Regions from separate parts of the Homo sapiens genome. Here all the other regions are linked to region 2. Evidence: read pairs that join two places in POLR2A ChIA-PET (ENCODE). Cell type or tissue: CD4-positive, alpha-beta T cell. All regions are shown on one strand.

Region 1 (8,000 bases), 85 kb before region 2:
TCCAGCTGAAGTCAGGAAAATACCAAGACCTTCCCTATTTAAGTTAAAATATCGGAAGCTTATTCCAAAATATTGGACAAATTCCAAATACAGTGATTGAAAGGAAGGAGATTAAACTATAACTCACTACACGTTATTTTCCTCTATAGAGAAACATAACGAATCACCTGAAATAAGCTACAAAAGTAAGATAAACCAGTAAGTTAGAGAAAGAATCTTTTTTTTTCTTTGAGACGGGGCCTCCCTCTGTCGCTCAGGCTGTAGAGAAGTGGCACAATCTCGGCTCACTGCAACCTCTGCATCCTGGGTTCAAGTGATTCTCCTGCCTTAGCCTCCCAAGTAGCTGCGATTACAGACATGCACCACCATGCCTGGCTAATTTTTTTTGTATTTTTAGTAGAGATGGGGTTTCACCATGTTGGATAGGCTGGTCTCAAACTTCTGACCTCAGGTGATCCGCCCACCTCAGCCTCCCAAAGTGCTGGGATTACAGGTGTCAGCCACCGCACCAGCCAGAAGAATCTTAATATACAAAAGTGAATAGCTTCTTAATATAACAGACTATCCCAATTCCATGAAAGAAGAAAATACACTCATTAAAATAGCAACTATGGTACCTAGAACTAAACTATACAAAAAAACTACATGACCCATATAATGCTTTTATTTTGAAATAATTTTAAACATTGAAAAATAGCAAAGATTCACATAAATCCTCAACCAGCTTATCTGAATGTTAGCTATATATAATTGTATTATATATAAAATAATTGTTATATATAAAATAACTAATTTATTGTATTGTATATTGTATTATATATACATTTATTGTATTATATATAAATAATTGCATATCTACATTTAATATATTATATATAATATACAATTGTATATGCAATTGTAATATGATAATTACATATATAATAGTATATATAATACAATTATCCAACCAGGAAATTGATGTTAGCATATCATACCATTACTTAATGTGCAGACCTTATTTGAATTTTATCAACATTTGTCTGAATGTCCTCTTTGTTCTCCAAGATCTAATCGAGGATCTCACATTGCACTTACTTGTTATCCCTCCTTAGATTCCTCCAGTCTGTGACCGTTTCTTATTCTTCCCTTGTCTTTTGTGATTGTGACATTTTTGCGGAACATGGTCAACTATTTTACAGAATGTTTATCAATTTGGATTTCTTTGATGTTTTCTCACGATTAGGCTGAGGTCATGCATGTTTGTCTTCTGTGTTCAGTCAACATGCCCCGTCCTTTTTGGAATATTTCTTCATGTTCTGGAGTCACAATTTGTTCCAATGTTATCCTATATACTCCTGCCCCAGCCCTGGAAGTAACCACTTCTCCACGGATCCTTGGCTCCCTTGTATTCAAAAACAGTATTTAGAAACCAAGATCTGGAAACTATGTGTGTTTACAGCTACTAAGATATCTTTGTCCTAATCTCTCTCAGTGGAAAGACCTGGGGAATCCATGCATGTATACCGAACTGTGCCTACACATGCCTGTATTTACTTCTCGATAGATAGACTGACAAACAGATAGACAAATAGAGCAGAGCAAAGAGCTATTCTGATACATGAAATAGAAAATCAATAATAAAAAAAAACATTGCTCTAGAAATAGGTAGACAAAGGATATGAACATGAAATTCACAGAAATGGAAAAATAAATGGTTCCCAAGCACGTGCTGAATGAAAAAACACCATGCTGAATGAAGATTAAAGCTACTCTTGAATATTTTTTCTCCATGAATTTGGAAATCATGCGAAAGTCTGAAAACTCATCTACTGACAAGGCTGTGGGAAATCTGACATTCTGATATTGCTGATGGGAGTGTCACCTGCTATTCATTATATGGATGGCAACTTTATGGACATCTTTGAACGCATAAATGACATCCCATTTGGAATGGTAAATCAATTTTGAGGAATTGATATACTCCTATACAAATATACTTACCTATGTATGAACTCATGCTCACATGTTTACTCACTGTGGCACTCTTCATAAATACAATTGAGGCCAGGCGCTATGGCTCAAGCCTGTAATCACCACACCTTGAGAGGCCAAGCCGGGTAGATCACTTGAGGTCAGGAGTTCGAGACCAGCCTGGCCAACAAGGTGAAACCCCGTCTCTACGAAAAATACAAAAATTACCTGGGTGTGGTGGCATGGGCCTGTAATTTCAGCTACTCGGGAGGGTGAGGCAGGAGAATCGCTTGAACCAAGAAGTCATAGGTTGCAGTGAGCCAAAATGGTGCCACTGCACTCCAGCCTGGGTGACACAGCAAGACTCCATCTCAAAAATTAAAAGTAAAATAAAATAAACTAAAATTTGAAACAACTGAAATGTTTTTCAATAGGGGAATGAATAAAGACATCATGATACATCCGATGATGAAATAATATGCAATTTTAAAAGAATGTCAAAGTTCACTAAAAACTGATACTGAATTATCACTAAGATCTATTGTTAATGAAGAAAGGCATAGTAAACAACATGTAAACTTTCTACTCTTCAAGTAAAGAGTAAAAATTTGTATATGCATAAAGAAACTCTGGATATATATATATACAGTAACACCACAGTACATATTCAACTGTGTTTGGGGAGCAGACTATGTGAATTTATTACCCTTTATAAAGTAAACAAATGGTTTAAAAACCTCCACCTAAAATTTTCACACGCAAAATTTTATATATATATACTATACTTTCATGACACTATGTTATTGTATATATATATATATATATATACACACACACACAATGCTTCCATTTGTTTTGATGTCACACAAGCAAAATTAAATTACACTAAATTTTAAATTTTAACATTAAAATACACATGATTTTTACCATTTGTGATACACATTGTATCATATGTATTCTCAATTGAAATTTCAATTAAAATTCAGTTACCACTCATCAAATTTTACTATGACTATTTCAACTGAAAACATTTTCATATTGCATTTAAAAAGTTTTGACGGTTTACTTTTATTTTAGAAATCAAATTATTTCATGAAAACCAAATACTCTTCACCTTAAATTGTCTTTTTTACTCCCATGAAAATCTGTATTCATCTTCACAAGAAAAAAATGCAAAATTACATTCTTTAAAGTTCAAATACTAAAATTCTTGTATAGTATTTTATGTGACATTGGAAATTTTAAAAAACATGTAATAAAAATCCCAGTCACGCATGAAGTTATAGCCTTGCCTGCACGTATTGCCTGTAGCCCCAGCCACCCGGAGGCCGAGGTGGGAGGATCACTTGGGTCCAAATGGCTGAGACCAGTCTGTGCCACACAGCGAAGCCCTGTCATTTAAAAAAAATTCCTAAACTTCCAAAAATTGGAATAAAATTCATTATTCCTTGACATATTGAAGAAACAAACAACAGAGAAATGAATTAATGATATAAATAAGGAATCAAAAGGATAAAACACAAATGTCCTGAAAAGATGTTAAAATTCACTAGTAATCAGGGGAATGTGCATGACAACCACTATCAGTTATCATTCTCACCCACAATACTGATGGAAATAAGAAAAGCTGACAAAATCAAGTGTGAATATGAATGTGTAGCAATGGAAACTCGTAAACCAGTAGTGGAGATGACTGAAAACACAGCCGCTTTGGAGAATAAACTGGCTGTATCTAGACTTCAAGACACACCTACCCTTGAAATTATGTGTGGACAAGAAAATGCATATAAAAAGTCCATTGTATTATGGTTTGCTATCAGAAAACAGGGTAACAAACTGAATGTCCATCATCAAAGAATGGATACATTGATTATAATATCATCATTGCATTAATACTGTAGCGCAGTTAACATAAATTATTAAAACCACATGTAAACATGGATAAATATTTAAAATGTACTATTGGGCCGGGCACGGTGGCTCACGCCTGTAATCCCAACACTTTGGGAGGCCGAGGCGGGCGGATCACCTGAGATCAGGAGTTCGAAGCCAGACTGGCAACATAGTGAAACTCCGTCTCTACTAAAAATACAAAAATTAGTCGTGCGTGGTGGCGGGCGCCTGTCACCCCAGCTACTCGGGAGGCTGAGGCAGAAGAATCGCTTGAACCCGAGAGGTGGAGGTTGCAGTGAGCCGAGATCACACCACTGGACTCCAGCCTGGATGACAGAACGAGACTCCGTCTCAAAAAAAAAAAAAAGTAATATTGATTAAAAATCAAATTGCATGAGACTGCACAGCACGATACCAAGCAAATACAAGTTTTAAATATTACAGAAAATAATATTTAAAATACAAACCAAATACATAAATCATGCAGGGGGATTAAGACGTTTCTGGATAGTGGCAACAGCCGAGAGTGGCTGGATGAATTTCAGAGAAATTTCATATATTGCTTCAATTTTATTTAAAATATATTATTACCTATGTTTTAGATATTTTATTGTAAATAATGGGCAAGGATATTATAAACTCTGCAGAAGTAAGTGTAGTCGTGTTTTTTCCTACTCACATTGAAGATGGCCCAGATGCTTGCACTAACCGCGTTTACCGCCCACAGCCATCATGGCGACCGGAAGTCCTGAGAGCTTGTTTCCCTCGAATCTCAGACAGCCCTCCTTCTCTATGAACATTATTTCAAAAGAAGTTGAGAACTAGAGAAACCGAAGCTTAAGGGGATTCTCCCATTTGGCCTGTCCTCCCCTAAAGTCACCACCTGCTGCGTTTCTGCAGCGCTTACCATGTGAGTTTCAGGAGCCCCAGGGTGCAGGAAGGAGGAGCGGAGGCTTGTTGCTTGGACACTGCCAGGCTGCTCTGTGTTCTGTTCCTCTTGGTCACTTGAGAAGAAAGGGAGAAGTTCCTATGAGGCTGTCGGAAAGGGAAATGGGGCCCTCCGCTTGTTGAAAACAAAACAAAACCCTCAGGAAGCTTTGCATCCTGTTAGTCATAGCTTAAATTTATGACTTCAATGACTTGGCTGGGACAGTCTTAATCTCTCCATACTCAAGTTGTTTTAATTTCTGTAATAATAATTTTTATACCAATGTTTGTGTTGTTAATACTAATAATTTTACATTGTAACTGTAATCCTTTAATTATTACAAGTGTTAACCTAAATAACAAACATATGAAAGCTTCCTAAAGGAAACAGTGTTTATTTGGGAATAGAGCATTGCAATTGGGAATAGATATGCCATATTAAACTATGTATATATTCAGGAAGATAAAGGAAGACAGAAATGGGGAGGATTGCATATTGTTTTGACAGGATTTTCCTTGGCCACAGGATCAGGCACAAAGGTGACATTAGTCTGAGGTTGGACAGGCAGTTGCTGGGCAGCATTCCTTGCAGAAATATTTTTTGTTTAAGGTTGCAATGACCTTTATGCAAGGTTGTGGGTTTTGTAGAGTCTTTTTCATTTTCAAGCATACAAGGATAAGACCCCCCCTCTTCATGGCTTTCCTGGCTTTATTTGTCAGGGTCATCTTAACATTAGTGGCTCCATTTTGTTCTGACAACTTTCAGATTTCTCCTTGTGATCAAGAACTTTCTCTAAAAGCATTATTGATCAATCATTCTGTAATTAAGATTTGATGTCCCCTGATGCCAGCATGGACCTCTCCCAGTTTGCTGGTCTCATCCCATGTTGTGGGGAGTGACTGGTGACTAGGAATCGATGTCAAAAGCACATTTGAGCAACAAAAGAGATTTGAAGGATGTGGCTCTCAGGCTAAGTCTCCCTGGAGTCCATTAGTAAGTTCAATTTTGTCTGTTCTACAGTCTTTTGCTATCCCTTTAAAGTGCTGATTCAGTATTATTTTGTTAGGAGCTGCACCTCTGAAAAAATTTAACAAGTAACACATACAAAGTTTAAAAAGGAGAAATACAAAGTAAGGGGAAATACAAATTAAGAGCAATATGAGATTTTCAGTTTGCATATGGTTTTGAGCCATAAACCTAGGTTTAAAGACAACTAATTGAAGAACTCAAACAGTTATTCGAGACAGCAGGGAGTTAGGTGAGACCTGGGGTAACCACATGGCCTGCTTTCTTATTTTGTGTATAGGAGCCTCAACTTTTCTCAGAGGAATTTATTCAGGTATAGCATGTCGTATTAGCAACATCACAGACAATTTCTTGCTTAACCAATGGATACTAAAGAATTTTGTAGGTTGGGTTCTGTTAAGTTATAAGCAGAAGGAATTGATCATAAAATTTAAGTTACACCATTATTCTGCTAAGTAGAAAAGGTCGAATTAAGTGAGATGAAAGTCTCATTATGATATAGAGTCTTGTTTCAGCATCTTGCAGAAAGTTATACAGTGTGAAAACACCAACTTTTTCTCCTGGTTTGTAGTGTGAACGTCTCTGGTTATGATATTGGGCAGTTTGGTAAACTATTGTGTGATCCGCATATCAGCCTTGAGGTTTGTTCCCTCTTTCATTTTCCTCTGGATCACCAACATGCTAATCTACGTTCACATCACTGAAACCGTAGAGGCCAATACCAATTTCACCATTTCTGGTCCTGGATATTTGCAAGACTGTTGTCAAACTAGGCCATACATACAATAATTTAATATACATTTGGGGCTTGGATTATATTTCTGTTAAATTGCACTGCTCTATGGGACTTATTTTATTCATTCCACAAATATATTTTGCACATGTTCCTTATTCTTGGTACTATTTAATGGATTTGGCATACATCCGTGATCTAAACAGATAAAACTCCCCCAAGGATCATTTATAAATGTCATGGTGATTCGCCATGTCCTGTTTGTGTTCCTCATGGTCTGGACCAGCATCAACATGGCCAGTCTCCTCTGCAGACACCGGCGGAGAGCCCAGCGTCTGCACAGCCCTAGCCTCTCTTCCCAGCCATCTCCTGAACACAGAGCCACCCATACCATCCTCCTGCTGCTTGGTTGCTTTGTGTGCTTTTATTGCTCAAACAACTTCATCACTCTTTATTTCTTTTATAAATCTGAGAAAAAATCAAGACTAGAGATGATCACTGGAATTATTTCATCATGCTACCCAACCATCTGCCCTTTTGTGCTAATAAAAAATAATAAAATTATTTCCTAATTTACCTCTTCCTCTCTAAGACAAGAATGATCAGCTCTCAGGGAGCATTCAATGGCTGATCTCAAACCCCATACTTTCTTCTGCAGCTGGGAAGTCTCCATGATGACTTTTGTGGAGAAAAAGTCATGCAGTTATTGAGCAATTGAATTAGGGCTAGTTTGAATTGAGGTGTATCATAAATTTAAAAAGCATTCAGGTTTTGAAGTCAATATAAATAACAGTATATAAATATTATCTTAATAACTTTCACATTGCTGACAAGTTTAAATTATGACATTTTGGGTAAAACGTATGTATATGTTTTGTTATGTTTACATATATATGCATATTTAAATAAAATACATATACACAAATATGTAAGTAAAACATATGTAAGAATATATATAATATATATAATTTTTTTTTTTTGAGACAGAGTCTTGCTCTGTCACCCAGGCTGGAGTATGCAGTGGTGTGATCTCAGCTCACTGCGGCCCCCACCTCCTGGATTCAAGCAATCCTCCCACTTCAGCCTTCCGAGTAGCTAGGATTATAGGTGTGCACCACCATGCCTGGCTAATTTTTTTGTATTTTTTAGTAGAGACAGAGTTTCCCCACGTTGGCCAGGCTGGTCTAGAACTCCTGACCTCAAGTGAACCGCCTGTGTCAGCCTCCAAAAGTGCTAGGATTGTAGGTGTGAGCCACCGCACTGGCCTTATCAGTATATACACACACACACACACACACACACACACATATGTGTATACATATACAACTACATAGGTATTTTTAAACTAACTGTATCTGCTTGTTTTTGCTTTTTTAAATGCAGTTGCTAGAAAATTTAATATACATTTGGGGCTTGGATTATATTTCTGTTAAACTGCACTGCTCTATGGCACTTCTTGTATTCATT
Region 2 (8,000 bases):
AAAGGGCTAACTTAATCACAGTCAGTTTGGGGAACATTATAGGTTCTTGCAAAGCTTCTCTCTTGGTTTATGAATTTACTACTGCATGTTTGGCTTATAGAAACACACTCAAAAATATTCCTTGGATGGATAGAGAGATATTATTGGACCTAGAGAGATTAAATCAGTTACCTAAGGCCGCGCTACAGTTGCACGGCGCTGGGCGGGGGGGAAAGAACCACAACTCCCAGCAGGCAGCGGCGCTGCCCACGGGCCCTCCGGCGCTTCTTTGCCCCCATGGGATATTGGGAAATGTAGTCTTGAGGGGGCACTGCATGACGTGTGGTTTTCATCTTCCGCAGGCGTGGCGGTGTTTACTGGCGCCTTGATCTATGCCATTCACGCCGAGGAGATCCTGGAGAAGCACCCGCGAGGGGGCAGCTTCGGATACTGCTTCGCCCTGGCCTGGGTGGCCTTCCCCCTCGCCCTGGTCAGCGGCATCATCTACATCCACCTACGGAAGCGGGAGTGAGCGCCCCGCCTCGCTCGGCTGCCCCCGCCCCTTCCCGGCCCCCCTCGCCGCGCGTCCTCCAAAAAATAAAACCTTAACCGCGGGCTCTGCCTTGATCTTCCTTCCTTCCGCCTCCAGGGACCCAGGCTGCGCACGCTTGACCTCTCCTGAACCTAACATGGTCCCCACCGCCAGCTGCTCAGCCCTCAGAATGCCCATCTCCCAGCCCCCAACCCCTTCCTCCCGAGGACACAGGAGCCGGGACCCCAGGCACCTTTTCCCTCCCACAGACCCAAGAGCCTGGGCCTTCCCCGCTCAAGGCCCAAGAGACCTCTGTGAGGCACCTGAATCTAGACCTTCAGACACTTCTGGGAAGAACCTGGATTCTGGGTCCCAGCAGACCCTGTTAGGATAGGAAGCCTGCAGTGACCAGTCCTGTCTCCTTGCTCAAGCTTCTGTCACTCTGTTGCTCTCTCTCTCTGAACCCCGGGCATAGTGTGTGTTTCTAGATTGTCGGACTCTTTTTTTCTTTCTGTCCAGGTTGGAGTGCAGTGGTACGATCTCAGCTCACTGCAACCTCCGCCTCCCGGGTTGAAGCGATTCTCCTGCCTCAGCCTCCCGAGTAGCTGGGACTACAGGCACGAGCCACCACACCCGGCTAGTTCTGGACTCTTTTTTCTTTCTACTAACTTTCCATTTGGGAAGACAGCTTTCTTTTTCCCTCTAGGAAACCAGTCTCCCTCTCTCTCTTTTTTTTTTTTTTTTTTTTTTTTGAGACGGAGTCTCGCTCTGTCACCTAGGCTGTAGTGCAGTGGTGCGATCTTCACTCACTGCAACCTCCGCCTCCCGGGTTCAAGCAATTCTCCTGCCTCAGCCTCCTGAGCAGCTGGGATTACAGGCGCCCACCACCACGTCCGGCTAATTTTTGTATCTTTAGTAGACACGGGGTTTCACCATGTTGGCCAGGCTGGTCTTGAACTCCTGACCTCAGGTGATCCACCCACCTCAGCCTCCCAAAGTGCTGGGATTACAGGCGGGAGCCACCGCGCCCAGCCCAGTCTCCCTCTCTAGGGACTGAACATTTGGGGTCCTAGAGAGGGAGACTTCCCCTGTCTCCCCAAAGGCTGCCTCTAGCCCATATGACACGTTAGCAAAAATTAGGAGGCACCCCTTCTTCTGGCTGACCCAGCCCCACACCAGGATACATGTAGGGGTATGGGCTGGGTCTTACAGCCACCCACCCGTGGCTGTGTTCCTTTGTGCAGTTAACAATCTGCACAGGCCGGGTGCGGTGGCTCACGCCTGTAATCCCAGTACTTTGGGAGGCTGAGGCAGGTGGATCACCTGAGGTCAGGAGTTCGAGACCAGCCTGGCCAACATGGTGAAACCCCGTCTCTACTGAAAATACAAAAAATTAGCCAGGCGCGGTGGCAGGCGCCTCCCAGCTACTCGGGAGGCTGAGGCAGGAGAATCACTTGAACCCAGGAGGCGGAGGTTGCAGTGAGCCAAGATCATGCCATTGCATTCCAGCCTGGGCAACAAGCGCGAAACTCCATCTCAAGAACAAAAAAAAATCTGCAAATCTGCACAATCGCACATGGCTACGCTATCTCCTCTGTTCATCAGGCCCTGGGACTCCTCTGGAATCAGATCCTTCTAAGATCCTCTTCTATGACTGTCTTTGTTTCACCGACCATGAACCCAGCCTCTTTTTAGGACTACAGCTTTCTCTGTCTGGGACCCCAAGACCTAGCTAGAGTCCCTCCCCTCTTTCCAGGATTCAAATGCTTTCCTTCCCTCCAACTCCTGCAGCCATCCCACTCATCTAGATTTTTAAAAATAATTTTTTAACCACTCCTACAGAGCAGGGTTACCCTAAAGGCAGTGCGTTAAGAGTAGCCTCATCCAGACTTATTAAACATGATTTATTACTTTGGGACAGGAGACGGGAGAAATTGATAGACCAATAAATATTGCACAGGCTGCTGGTGGTGGGGAGATCCAGACCGAGGTAGTTTCTGTAGAAAGGGTGAAAGACCTGGGCGAGGAAGGCACCTGAGGTTGCCGGGAGCCAGGTTGGGAGCGAGTCTTGGTGGCGAGGGTGGTTTCTGGTTCACCTACCTAGCACAAGGTCTCCAACTCCTTCAGCCTAGACACCCTGATCAGCAGCTGACCAGTTGGCCTGCCATTTAAGCAGCAGCAATTGATAGCAAGATCAGGTTTCCTTTAGAAATTCTTATTGGTTCCTTCCCTGCAGCGACAACCGGCTGCCCAAAGTTGATGGAACCCAGCAGCTGTCACTGGACGTTTGCCAGGAGGCAGGGCTAACGGCCTTGGTGCACATGATGGGCAGTTTGCCCGGAGCGGGCTGAAAAAGACAATGATATATAGTCTCGGGAGGGCGCAGCTTTAACTCTTCTACCTGGCGGTTTACAGAAGCCAGAGCTGAGCAGCTGTGATTGGCAGACACCCTCAGCTCCTCAGCCAAACCACACTTGGATGTTTATGGTGAGGGTGGGACTAAGAAATGGAACAGAAGCAGAGCTAAATCGCTTTGATTGGCTGTTCATCGAAGGGGCGGGGAAGACTTAACAACTGCTAGCTGCTTTGATTGGCTGCTTTGCTTAAGCACACAGTGCAGCAAAAATAATCACCTGTCAGTTATTGGAAGTTGGAGTGAAAAGTATAATAACCGTAATTGACAGCCTGTCGTGAAGGAGGCGGGGCTTAGTTCCTAGCCTGCTGACTGGGCAGGGAGGTAGGTTCTACTCAGGAGATGTTACTGCTGGGCGTGGCTTGCGGGGGCTCGGAAGTGATCGGAGCCACTGGGTCTAGTTTGGGGAAACCCGGGGGTGGGTACAATCCCATGCTGGGGGTCAGGGCCTGCAGATGCGCCAGGGCCCGAGTTCCGTTGAAGGTCACCTCACAGCCTGACTTGGCTAGGAGCCAGTTCTCCACCTCCGACCGGAGCCACCTGGAGGTCTCTGCAAGGGGAGAGGCAGGTGTTCTGAGGTCACACTGAGATCGGGGAAGATTCGAGGGAGCAGCAAGGAGGGGCGTAGGGCAAAGAACAGGAAGGGCCTGGGTTTGGGAGAAGCCTAGGAGTGATCTTGAGGCTTGGAGGGGAGCGGAACAAGGCCCAGGAGGGTCGAGAGGGCCAGAAGGCCCAGCTCTGGGGCTTTCGTCTGGGGACCAGTCAGGGGCTCTTGGGCAGGGAAGGTGGGGGCTCCTGTAGGCAAGGGGACCACCTGGAGCCCACACAGGGAGCGCGCAGGATCTCTTGTAGGGAGAGTGTCAGCTCAGGTAGAGGAAAGAATGACAGGAGGGGGCCGTGCCATGGAGCCAAGACTCCCAACCAGGCTGAGGTTAAGAAAGGGCTGTCACATCAGGCACCAAGATCGGAGTCTGGATTCGGAGGTCCTGTCTGCTGAGGGCCGGGGTCTCTTCGCAAACCCGTCAGGTTCACCCGTGGGAACTGGGGGTGGGGACGCATCTCGCTGGGGCGGGGCCTCGCGGGGGTGTGGCCCCTGGGGGCAGGGTCCCAGGGCCACGTCCTACCTTCGGGCGAGCCTTGAGTGCCCCCTGGCCGCCGGGCCAGGAAGCTGTGAGCCAGCAGCGCCTCCTTGGTGTGCTCGTCCTGCGCGCGCAGGGCCAGGGCGCTGAGCAGCTCCGAGTTGTTGGACGTACTGCGATAGTACAGCATGTGCGCCAGCTCCAACGCCTGCGCGCTGCGCCGCTGCCCGAACATCTGCAGGCGGGACAGCGCCCCGTGGGCTCAGTTCGGGGTGCGCCCCCACCCATACACAGCCCCCGGGGTCACCCCCGCTGGCACGGCCCACGCCGCTTACTCCCCTGAGGAGGCGGGGAGGTCCTACCCAGACCTCTTCAGTACGGGTCCCCAGAGCTCAGTCGAGGGATCTATTTGGGGATTTTTGGGGTCTGTCTTTTCTTTTTCTTTCTTTTTCTCTCTTTCTTTCTTTCTTTCTTTCTTTCTTTCTTTCTTTCTTTCTTTCTTTCTTTCTTTCTTTCTTTTTCTTTCTTTCTTTCGTTCTTTCTTTCTTTTCTTTCTTTCTCTTTCTTTCTTTTCTTTTCTTTCTTTCTTTTTCTTCCTTCCTTCCTTTCTTTCTTTTCTTTCCTTTTTTTTTTTTTTTCGACAGGGTCTCGCCCTGTAGCCCAGTCTGGAGTTCAGTGGCTATTCACAGGCAAACTCATAACGCACTGAAGCTTTGAACTCCCGGGCTCAAGCGATCCTCCCGCCTTGGCCTCCTAAGTAGCTGGGACTACAGGTGTGCGCCACCAAGCCCGATATTTTTTGTAGAGACGGGATTCTCCCTGTGTTGACCAGGCTGGTCTCAAACTCCCAGCCTGGAGTGATCCTCGCTCCTCAGCCTCCCATAGTGCTGGGGTTACAGGCGTGACCCAAGGCACCGGCTGGGGATCTGTATTTTTAACACACGTGCCCTCATTCCAGTGGCTCCAAGACCACCAGCCCCATCTGGCCTACAGTTTTCAGCAACCACTGCACTGGTTTGCTCATCTGAGCCATGTATTAATGGATTTACCCAAAGGTTTGCAGATGATAGGAGTTTTAGCTTTGAAAGATTTTGTTACAATACATCCTTATGTTTTAGAGACATAATAAAGTATTTCCAAATAAGTCTAGGTAGGATTTACTTCAAAATCATCCAATAGTAGGACAGTGGAGGTCTTCAGGGGAAATCTGATTAACTATTGCTAATTGTTGATGCTAGGTGCTGGCTAGTGGAGTTTATCATACTATCCTATTTCTGTGTTTGTTTGAACTTTTCTATAATGAAGGAAAAAATGGTTTAAAATATTAAACTGTAGGCCAAGTGCAGTGGCTCAGGCCTGTAATCCCAACGCTGAGAGGCCAAGGTGGGTGGATCACCTGAGCCCAGGAGTTCAAGACCAGCTTGGGCAACATGGCAAAAGCTTCATCTCTACAAAAAATTAAAATTAAAAAACAATAGCAGGCTGGGCTCAGTGGCTCACGCCTGTAATCCCAGCACTTTGGGAGGCCAAGGCAGGTGAATCACCTGAGGTTGGAAGTTCGAGACCAGCCTGACCAACATGGAGAAACCCGTCTCTACTAAAAATACAAAATTAGCCGGGCATGGTGGCTCATGCCTGTAATCCCAGCTACCCGGGAGGCTGAGGCAGGAGAATCGCTTGAACCTGGGAAGCAGAGGTTGCAGTGAGCCGAGATCATGCCATTGCACTCCAGCCTGGGCAACAAGAATGAAACTCTGCCTCAAAAAATAATAATAATAATAATTAGCTGGGTGTGATGGTGAGCACCTGTAGTCCCAGCTACTCATGAGGCTGAAGCAGGAGAATCACCTGAACCCAGGAGGCTGAGGCTACAGTGAGCCATGATCATACCACTGCACTCCAGGCTGGGCAACAGAGTGAGACCCTGTCTCAAAAAAAGAAAAAAGTTAAATTGTAAAGAGAAGAGGAGAGGGGAAGGATGTTGGGGGGAAGAACAGGTCTGGGCCCAGCTGTCTACTGGCTGCCCACTTCCCCACCGTTAGTCTCTTTGCTTGGACCCCTCTTCTCATCCTTGATATTGGTAAGGAGAAATGAGGGCATCAGTGCCCTCTGGGCTCCCACTGAAAAACTGTGCCCAGGCCAGATGCAGTGGCTGACACCTGTAATCCCTGCACTTTGGGAGGATGAGGAGGGCAGATCACTTGAGGTTAGGAGTTCGAGACCAACCTGGGCAACATGGTGAAACCCCATCTCTACTAAAAATACAAAAATTAGACCTGGCACGGTGGTTCATGCCTGTAATTCTAGCACTTTGGGAGGCCGAGACGGGCAGATCACTTGAGGTCAGGAGTTCGAAACCAGCCTGGCCAACATGGTGAAACCTTGTCTCTACTAAAAATACAAAAAAAAAAAATTAGTCAGGTATGGTGACAGGCACCTGTAATCCCAGCTACTTGGGAGGCTGAGGCAGGAGAGTCGCTTGAGCCCGGGAAGTGGAGGTTGCAGTGAGCCAGGATTGCGCCACTGCACTCCAGCCTGGGCAACAGAGTGGGACTCTGTCTCAAAAAAATAAATAAATAAAAATACAAAAATTAGTCAGGTGTGTGTCATGTGCCTGTAATTCCCGCTACTCAGGAGGCTGAGGCAAGAGAATCTCTTGAACCCGGGAGGCAGAAGTTGCAGTGAGCCGAGATCGTGCCACGGCACTTTAGCCTGGGCGACAGAGTGACACTGTGTCTCAAAAAAAAAAGCGGTCGGGCGCAGTAGCTCACGCCTGTAATCCCAGCACTTTGGGAGGCCGAGGCGGGTGGATCACGAGGTCAGAAGATCAAGACCACGAGGTCAGGAGATCGAGACCATCCTGGCTAACACGGTGAAACCCTGTATCTACTAAAAATACAAAAACAAAATTAGCTGGGCGTGGTGGTGGGTGCCTGTAGTCCCAGCTACTCAGGAGGCTGAGGCAGGAGAATGGCGTGAACCTGGGAGGCGGAGCTTGCAGTGAGCTGAGATCGCACCACTGCACTCCAGCCTGGGTGACAGAGCAAGACTCAGTCTCACAAAAAAAAAAAAGAAAAAAGAAAAAAAAGAAAACCTGTACCTGTACCCAGATTCCTCCATTCAGCCACAAAATGAGCTCAGGGCCACTGGACCCTGTAGCTGGCAGGCCTGGCTGCCTGACCCACTAAACCCTTACCGGCTGCCCCTGGTAAGACCTAAGTCCTCAGTCAGCACTGTCTGTACAACAATGCCAATGCCAGGGAGGGTTCAGGAAGTCAATACACGGTTAATAAAACATTGGGACAGCCGGGCGCGGTGGCTCACGCCTGTAATCCCAGCACTTTGGGAGGCCGAGGCGGGCGGATCACGAGGTCAGGAGTTCAAGACCAGCCTGGCCAACATAGTGAAACCCCGTCTCTACTAAAAATACAAAAAATTAGCCAGGCATGGTGGCGGCGCCTGTAATCCCAGCCACTTGGGAGGCTGAGGCAGGAGAATGGCTTGAACCCAGGAGGCAGAGGTTGCAGTGAGCTGAGGTTGCACCACTGCACTCCAGCCTGGGGGACAGAGCGAGACTCCATCTCAAAAAAAGAAGAAAAAAAAAAAACATTGGGACAAAGCCTGGCCCCTCAGAAACACTTACCAAACATCAGCTACTATGGAACAGTCACCCACACCCTGTGCTGGGTGCCCATAGGGTGTTCCCATCTCACACCGAGGCCTGAGGTGAAATGCCTCTCAAGTCAGCGCACCCCAGAAAATCGCTGAAATGGCCTGCAAGGTACCAATGACACGCTTGCATGTGGACTGTACCCTCTTCTCACCAGGCCAGCACAGTCAGTTTAGGTGCCTGCATTGGAACGAATCGCCATTTCTTCGGTTGAGGGCAAGATGCAGGAATAGCATGCGTTAGGGACCGTGTGGTATGAAAAACACATTGGGTTTGTGTCAGTATCTGCCAAGCCGATGGAGCTGAATTCTAGTTAAAGGAGCAGGT
Region 3 (8,000 bases), 130 kb before region 2:
TTGCCCACATATCGGGAGTCATCTGGCTTTTGGGTGAACTAAAAAGGCCTTGGCAGGGCTTGGTGGCTCATGTCTGAAATCCCAGCACTTTGGGGGGCCAAAGTGGGAGGACCGCTTGAGCCCAGGAGTTCAAGACGAACCTGGGCAACATAGGAAGACCCCGTTTCTACAAAAATAGAAACAAAATTAGCCTGGTATGATGGTGCACGTCTGTGATCTCAGCTACTCAAGAGGCTAAGGTGGGAGGATCTCCTGAGCCTGGGAGGTCGAAGCTGCAGTGAGCCATGATTGTTCCACTGCACTCCAGCCTGGGTGACAGAGTGAGACTCTGTCTCAAAAAATGCCTTGGCCGGGAGGACTAGGGTAACTCGTTCAGCACGTAGACCCCTCCAGTACAACCCTATGAAACTTCCCTGCAGCCCCTGCCTTTGCAGACAGCTCTTCGTCTGCTGTGCTGCCCATTGCTTTCTTGCAATGTACTATCTGTCTAATAAATCTGCCTTTCTTTCCCTACGACTGTCTTGATAAATGCCTTTACCTCCCATGATACTGGCCCCAGCTAGTCACACCCGTGATGCCCATCTCTTTTTTTTTTTTGAGATGGAGTCTCGCTCTGTCGCCCAGGCTGGAATGCAGCAGCACGATCTCGGCTCTCTGCAAGCTCTGCCTCCCGGGTTCACGCCATTCTCCTGCCTCAGCCTCCCGAGTAGCTGGGACTACAGGTGGCCGGCACCACACCCGGCTAATTTTTTCTATTTTTTAGTAGAGACGGGGTTTCACCGTGTTAGCCAGGATGGTCTCGATCTCCTGACCTCATGATTCGCCCACCTCGGCCTCCCAAAGTGCTGGGATTACAGGCGTGAGCCACTGCGCCCGGAGATGCCCATCTCTTAAAATAAAAAATAAAAAAAAAAAAAGAAAGAGAGAAAGGAAAGGAGGCAGGAGGGATCCTGGGAAGGCAAACAACAGCTATTGAGCGCAAACCAAATCCAAAACTTCTCCACTTGCCTGTTTTATCATTAGATTCTTAGATGTGGGCTATCTGGTTAGTGACGGGAAGCTGAATTAATTCATTAATTGATTCACCAAATAACACACAGAACCCTGGGGTGGAAAAGAGCTCAGCCCATAAGGTAAAGAGAAGATGGGCCAGTGTAGATGGGTCAGAGTGTGAAAGAGGGAGAGATTTGGACAGTGAAATCCGCAAGCCCTTAAAGATAGAAGATGAGGTGAGTCTTTATCCTGGGAGGTATGGGAAGCCTTCAAAAGGTTTTAAACAGAGAGTGGCTTGATTGGATGTACATTAGAATAACCACCTCCCCTACCCCAGAAGCTTTACTGTGACAAATGGATTGGATGAGTCCAGACCAGGAAGAGACGTATGTGACCATAAACAAACAAATAAAAATAAATTTTAAAAAACAGGCAGAAGGATCTTCACAGAACTGGACCTTGAAGAATGTGTTTGCCAGGAAAAGAGAATGAAGAAGTACGTTCCTATTGGAGGGAACTGCACGTATTACAGTATTTGGCCCTTCAGGAAGGCAAGAGGAAACTAAAGGTTAGTAAACCTTAACCCTCTATATGCCCCACATATATAGCTCACAGTGTTAAATCAAGTTTAGCCTAAAGCTGCCTCCTTACATATTTTAAGTTCGGCCTGAAGGTTTTTCTGTACGTCGTGAACTATAACAAGTGGAGGTGTAAACAGAAGGTGGCCTACGCTTGTGCCAATCACCGAGTTTTGGGCAATCAAATGTAGCCAACTGTTCGAACTGTGTACAGCAAACGCCGAGCTGTAATCAATCCAGCTGTTTCTGTACCTCACTTACGTTTTCTGTATGTCACTTTCCTTTTTCTGTCCATAAATCTTCCACCACATGGCTGTGCTGGAGTTTCAGCCTACTCTGGCCCGAGGCTACCTGATTCGTGGATCCTTCATTGCTCAATTAAACTCTATTTATTTATTTATTTAGAGATGGAGTCTCGCTCTGTTGCACAGGCTGGAGCACAGTGGTGCGATCTCAGCTCACTACAACCTCCACCTTCTGCGTTCAAGCAATTCTTGTGCCTCAGCCTCCCGAGTAGCTGGGACTACAGGTGCCCACCACCATGCCTAGCTAATTTTTGTATTTGTAGTAGAGACAGGGTTTTGCCATGTTGACCAGGCTGGTCTCAAGCTCCTGACTTGAAGCCATCCGCCCTCCTCGGCCTCCCAAAGTGCTGGGATTACAGGCATGAACCACAGTGCCTAGCCAATTAAACTTCTTTAAATTTAATTCGTCTGAAGTTTTTCTTTTATCACAAGTCACATCAATCCCTCGGGCCCCTGCTCAAATGCCACCTCTTCCTGAAAGCCATCCCTAAGTAGTCTCTCTAAAGAGCCATCCCTGCCCCTTTCTTTGCTTTATCCTTCACAGCACTTATCACTACCTGAAATTATGCCACACAGCTATTTACCACTTTGGCATTGTGATTAAGCTTATCAAGTATGAAGCCAGACTGCCTGGGTTCAAATCCCAGCTCCACTACTTCCTTGTCATGTGACCTTCCAGCCTATGTTACAGTTGAGGGGTCATAATAGTACCTGTCTATAGGGCTTTGTGAGGATGAATGAATTAGTGTGTGTACCAGTGTTCTAACATCGCCTGCATTTCCATTTTTCCCAAAGCAGCCCAGTTACTTATTAACATACTGCTTTTTCCAGTGACACGTGTTCACAGTTATTAAGTCGATCTCCCGCCAAAATAGAAGCTCTATTTTGTTTTCCATTGTATCCCCAGTGCCTAGAACAGTGCCTGTTGCAAAGTAAGCTTTGAGTTAAAAAAAAAGATGAAAGAATGAAAATGGCAGACTGCCTAGCAGAACTAGCCCTTCCCGATGTTTCATTGTTGCTATAGTGACGATCCAGTCTGCACGAAGATCCCAGCTTCCTTAACCTTGTTCCTACCTCCAGCCAGCTCACCCATTGGCCACCTGTATCTCCTGCTGTAGCAGCCAGAAAGCTACAACTCCCAGCCGGCTGAGCGCCACCAGCGCTTTCGCGTCCAAGTCCCTTTGCTGAGTGTGAGGGCCTGCGCAGTAGAACCCGCGGGCCCAGAGCTCCATCTGAGCATGTGCAGGCTGCGGGGTGTTTCCTTCGTCTGCTGGCGGGAGAGGAGTGGGGAGGAGCTCTTTACCCGCTGAGCATTGTGGGGCCCGCTTGGATCTCCTTGTCCAAAGGGTCTGGGCGCCGGGGCTGCAGTCTCTGGGTGAGGAGGCGGACGCGGGAAACCTGCTTCGGTCTCCATGGTTACGAGCCGCTCAGCGCGCAGGAGGGGGATTCAAAGGTTGGCGTTGCCACAGTAACCCTGGAGTGGAAGGAGACGGGGATTAGAGACCTCGCGGGAGAAATTAGACTAACAGCCTGGGAACTGGAGGGATGGAGGGTGTGCCGGAGGAATCAGTCTGCAGTAAGGGGAGTTGGGGTGATATTAGGGGAAATGGGATGTTTTCAAGGACAGGGAGTGTTTTGGTGAATTCCTATGTAATAAGGAGATTTGGGGAGATCATTGAAATCGACAAGTTACTAGATACTTGGGATGCTCAAGGGGAAGTGGAAACGCAGTAGGATCCGCCCGCCTCAGCCTCCCAAAGCAGTAGGGAAAATTGGGGTATTAAGCTCTTTTGCCATTCTGCAGTTATTATAGAGCTCCTGCTGGAAGCCAGGCACAGTTGACAGTACTGGTAAACAGGACAGATGTGACTATAGACGGAATTGGGGTTTCATGGAGAAGGGGAGGTATAAGAAAAGGGGACTGTTGTCCTCTATGGGAGGGACTGGGAGGCGATTGGGAAGAACTGGCGCTGTAAAGAGAAGCTGGAAGTTTTATAAGGGAATTGAGGTATTATATAAGTTAATTCTGTTGTTATTTATAGAAGGCCAACTCAGTAGCAGCCTCTAGGAAGCACTGAGGATTCCTCAGTATGCAAAGGCATTTAGTGATAGAGTTACCAGATTTAGGGGGAAAGCAATGGCCAGTTAAATTCTAATTTCGGAAAATGCATAATATTGTAGTTACTCTCTGTTGTTTATCTGAAATTCAAATTTAGCTGGGCATCCTGTATTTTATTTGGCAGCTCTCATTATGGTTAATTTAAGTGTTTGTGAAGAGTGGGTTATTATAGGGGAAACAGGTATTATAGAGTAATTGGGTTGTAGGAGGAGCTGGGGATAGTCAGGAAAAGTCGGAGTGTTGAAGCTAACGCCAAGATCAGCACTGACTGTGTGCCAGAGACTATGCTAAGTACTCTTATTTTTAAAAACGTTTTATTATGGAAAGTTTCGGCCATATACAATTGTTTGCTTGTTTTTGAGATGGAGTCTTACGCTGTCGCCCAGGCTGGAGTGCAGTGGCATGATCTCTGCTCATTTCAACCTCTGCTTCCCGGGTTCAAGCGATTCTCCTGCCTCAGCCTCCCGAGTAGCTGGGATTACAGGTGCGCACCACCACGCCCGGCTAATTTTTGTAATTTTAGTAGAGAAGGGGTTTCACCATGTTGGCCAGGCTGGTCTTGAACTCCTGACCTCAAGAGATTCACCCACCTCAGTCTCCCAAAGTGCTGGGATTATAGGCGTGAGCCACTGCGCCTGGCCCATATACAATTGTTAAACAGATAATATATAATAAAGCTACTTGTACCCATCTCTGCTTTACATGAGTGCTGTTGAGGCATCCCAACATTCCTATGAGGTAGCGTTACTGTCACACCCCCATTTTACAGATGAGGAAACTGCACCACAGAGAGGTTAAATAACTTGGCCAGAGGTGTTAGAACCAGAATTTGGACCCACACAATCGGGCCCCAGAGTCTGGGCTCTCAGCTGCCATATCACATGTAACCTCCGTCTGGGAAATGTGAGTAGGGAGTGAGGCATGATGGGAGCAACAAGAGAGTAGTAGTAAGGTATAAAAGGAAAGGTAGGGAATTGGGCCGTTTGAGCATTGTGCAGTTGTTATAGGATTTTTATTTTTATTTTTTGAGACAGAGTCTCACTCTGTCACCCAGGCTGGAGTGCAGTGGTGCAATTTTGGCTCACTGCAACCTCCACCTTCTGAGTTCAAGCAATTCTCCTGCCTCAGCCTCCCAAGTAGCTGGGATTACGGGTGTGCGCCACCATGCCTGGCTAATTTTTGTATTTTCAGTAGAGACGAGGTTTCACCACGTTGGCCAGGCTGGTCTCGAACTCCTAACCTCAAGTGATCCACCCGCCTCAGCCTCCCAGAGTGCTGGGATTACAGCCGTGAGCCATCGCCCCCAGCCAGTTGTTCTAGGATTTTTATAAGATGTTTTGGGAGACTGGGGGAGTTACAGAAGAGTTTGGTGTTTTGAAACATTATGGGAAGTTGTATAGTTGCATTTCAATAGAACAGTAGCAGCTAGCCACATGTGGGTGCATTACATTAATTATAATGAAATAAAACTCAGCACATTTCAGGAAGCGCCTACCGTATTGGATAGTGAAGATCTAGAGCAGTCCCAATGAGTCTGGATAACAGGGATTTAGGGTAACCAAGGGTTAAGGCACAAGCAGGTGCAGCCAGTTCTAGGCAAGATTGGGCAGCATCCAGGCCACATCCTCACTCCTGTGATAACAAGACAGAAGTCTCCACTTCAGCCTCTTGATTGGTCACGGGCCAATCCTTCATAGGGTGTAACCAACTGGAGGCCTCTAAAGGGCACCTAGGGGTGTTACCAAATTCTTTTAGCTTAATGAAAACTCTAAAGAGCACTGCAGTCAGGGGCTCTTGAGCTACTTGCTCAAGCCCACTCCGACTCTGGAGTGTACTTTCACTTCCATAAATCTGTGCTTTCGTTACTCCGCTCTTTTGTTGCTTTGTTTGTGCATTTTGTTCAATTCTTTGTTCCACACACCAAGAACCCTAACAACTCACAGTCAGGACCTTCCATAGGGTAACACCATCACTGCAGAAAGTTCTGTTGGACAGCCCTGATGTGTGGGGTGACAAGTGTGGAGGCTTTCCTGGCTCCTAAAGTTCGACCTTATCTCTTAGCGATTGCTCTCGTACTTCCTCTGACTCACCCCTAACCTTCTCCTCTCTGTTCTACTAAAAATACAAAAATTAGCTGGGCGTGGTGGTGGGCACCTGTAATCCCAGCTACTCAGGAGGCTGAGGCAGGAGAATCACTTGAACCCGGGAGGCGGAGGTTGCAGTGGGCCGAGATCACGCCACTGCACTCCAACCTGGGCGACAGAGAGACTCTGTCTCAAAAAAAAAAAAAGAAAAGAAAAGAAAAAAAAAACCATGCTGAATTGGCCAAATATTTATCTAGGACTTCCCAGCCTGAGAACTGTAAGAAATAAAATTTTACTCTTTAAGCCACTGAGTCCATGGTATTTTGTTATGGCAACCTGAGCAGGATAAGGTAGTATACATACCTTTAACTTCACTGTGTAACTTCAGATTAATTTCCAAAATCAAGCATTACCTAACCAACAGCAGAACTTACATTTGTGCTCCATATACTCACCAGTAGTAGGCATTACTGACTTCTTAATAAATGGAAGTTTGATGAATATAAAATGTAGTATTTTTATGGCTTTTAATGAGGTTTCTGATAACTAGACGTATGAAATTCTACTTTTGTTCATTGTCCATTGCGATTTACAAACTGTAACATTTTACTCATAACGTTTGCCCATTTTTCACAAGGAGTTTTCTGTTTGTTTACTCATGTTGAATCATTTTTATGTATTATAAATATCACCTGATATTTACATCTTCTTCTTAGTAGCTTCATTCTAATGAACTTCTTCTTTTTTATTGTTGTTTTTCTGTTTTTTTTTTTTTTTTTTTGAGACAGAATGAGACTCTGTCAGCCAGGCTGGAGTGCAGTGGTGTGATCTTGGCTCACTGCAACCCCTGCCTCCCAGGCTCAAGTGATTCTCATGCCTTAGCCTCCCGAGCAGCTGGGATTACAGACATGCACCACCATGCCCGGCTAATTTTTGTAATTTTAGTAGAGACGGGGTTTCACCATGTTGGCCAGGCTGGTCTCGAGCTCCTGGCCTCATCTGATTCACCCACCTCGGCCTCCCAAAGTGTTGGGATTACAGGCGTGAGCCACTGCATCCGGCCTTCTATTTTTAATTTAGCATCCTCAAATAAATCAATTTAACTTCTAAAAATGTGTGCCTTTTTGTTTTAATAACATTAACCTATTTTTTTATTTTTGTAAATTTATGAAGTACATTCTTCAAATGTAACAATTTAGTTCTACTTCAAGATAAGGTATAGACAACTGCAAAATTCCACTGTCCTTACGATCACAATCATGAAGAGGATGGAGCTGCAGAATCTGAGCATATAAAGACTTTTATGAATTCTAACGCCCAACCCCAACTTGAGCATTCATTGCGCTGGTCCTAATTCACATTCAAACGCCCTGAGAATGGAGCTAACAGGATACACTGCACCCAATCTCATAGGCACACACAGGATAGATCCGAATACCACTGCAAAGACTTTTAAAATGAGCTGATATTAAGACCTCAGTTCACAGAAAGCCAAATAAATAATAAACATCTTCTGTTGGATACAAATAAAACAGAGTCTCATAAGATAACATTCACATTTCGAGGGTACATATCGGAACTACTGAGAATACAAGGATGAGCTGCAAAAATCTCCACTTGTCTGGCAAATGACAACTCAGTGGACACCAAACACTGAATAACATGTACAGTGAAATTATCTGACAAAGACTTTAAAAGAGACATTATAAAAATACTCAAATGAGGCCAGGCACGGTGGCTCATGCCTGTAATCCCAGCACTTTGGAAGGCCGAGGCGGGTGGATCATGAGGTCAGGAGATCAAGACCATCCTGGCCAAAATGGTGAAACCCTGTCTCTACTAAAAATATTTTTAAAAAAAAATTAGCCGGGCGTGTTGGCATGCACCTGTAGTCCTAGCTACTCAGGAGGCTGAGGCAAGA

The links. Peaks named below come from ENCODE experiments on the same cell type or tissue, not always from the same donor. Only the 100,000 strongest peaks of a DNase experiment are listed, where the experiment ranks them.
Region 1: POLR2A ChIA-PET joins it to region 2 with 16 read pairs; 11 of 35 experiments call an interaction of 5 or more read pairs at or near these places.
Region 3: POLR2A ChIA-PET joins it to region 2 with 11 read pairs; 9 of 35 experiments call an interaction of 5 or more read pairs at or near these places.

Annotation. Positions count from the first base shown.
Region 1 is chr19:48,244,998-48,252,997 of GRCh38, forward strand. CARD8 (caspase recruitment domain family member 8) reads right to left here. Exons shown (of 14, transcript NM_001184900.3): 2 at 4,754-4,850; 3 at 4,526-4,636. It also overlaps the pseudogene VN1R97P. Among named protein-coding and RNA genes, the nearest start is that of CARD8-AS1, 6.7 kb to the right of the region's middle. In CD4-positive, alpha-beta T cell, no CTCF peak of the experiment used is centred here; DNase peaks (open chromatin) are centred at 4,584 and 4,874; H3K4me3 peaks cover 2,830 bases; H3K27ac peaks cover 3,601 bases.
Region 2 is chr19:48,329,960-48,337,959 of GRCh38, forward strand. EMP3 (epithelial membrane protein 3 (MAM blood group)) reads left to right here. Exons shown (of 5, transcript NM_001425.3): 5 at 342-594. The coding sequence ends at 511. It overlaps TMEM143 (transmembrane protein 143), which reads right to left. Exons shown (of 8, transcript NM_018273.4): 7 at 4,049-4,238; 8 at 2,397-3,474. The coding sequence ends at 3,260. Among named protein-coding and RNA genes, the nearest start is that of EMP3, 8.4 kb to the left of the region's middle. RefSeq lists enhancers at 3,299-4,034, 3,425-3,514, 3,525-3,574 and a silencer at 3,915-4,434. In CD4-positive, alpha-beta T cell, a CTCF peak has its summit at 4,078; DNase peaks (open chromatin) are centred at 292, 3,092, 4,092 and 4,892; H3K4me3 peaks cover 3,625 bases; H3K27ac peaks cover 3,087 bases.
Region 3 is chr19:48,200,894-48,208,893 of GRCh38, forward strand. It overlaps CARD8 (caspase recruitment domain family member 8), which reads right to left. Exons shown (of 14, transcript NM_001184900.3): 14 at 7,193-8,000. LOC124904734 (a long non-coding RNA gene) reads left to right here and starts at 3,268. Exons shown (of 2, transcript XR_007067282.1): 1 at 3,268-3,329; 2 at 6,292-6,382. RefSeq lists an enhancer at 3,197-3,366. In CD4-positive, alpha-beta T cell, no CTCF peak of the experiment used is centred here; a DNase peak (open chromatin) is centred at 3,108; H3K4me3 peaks cover 1,694 bases; H3K27ac peaks cover 1,272 bases.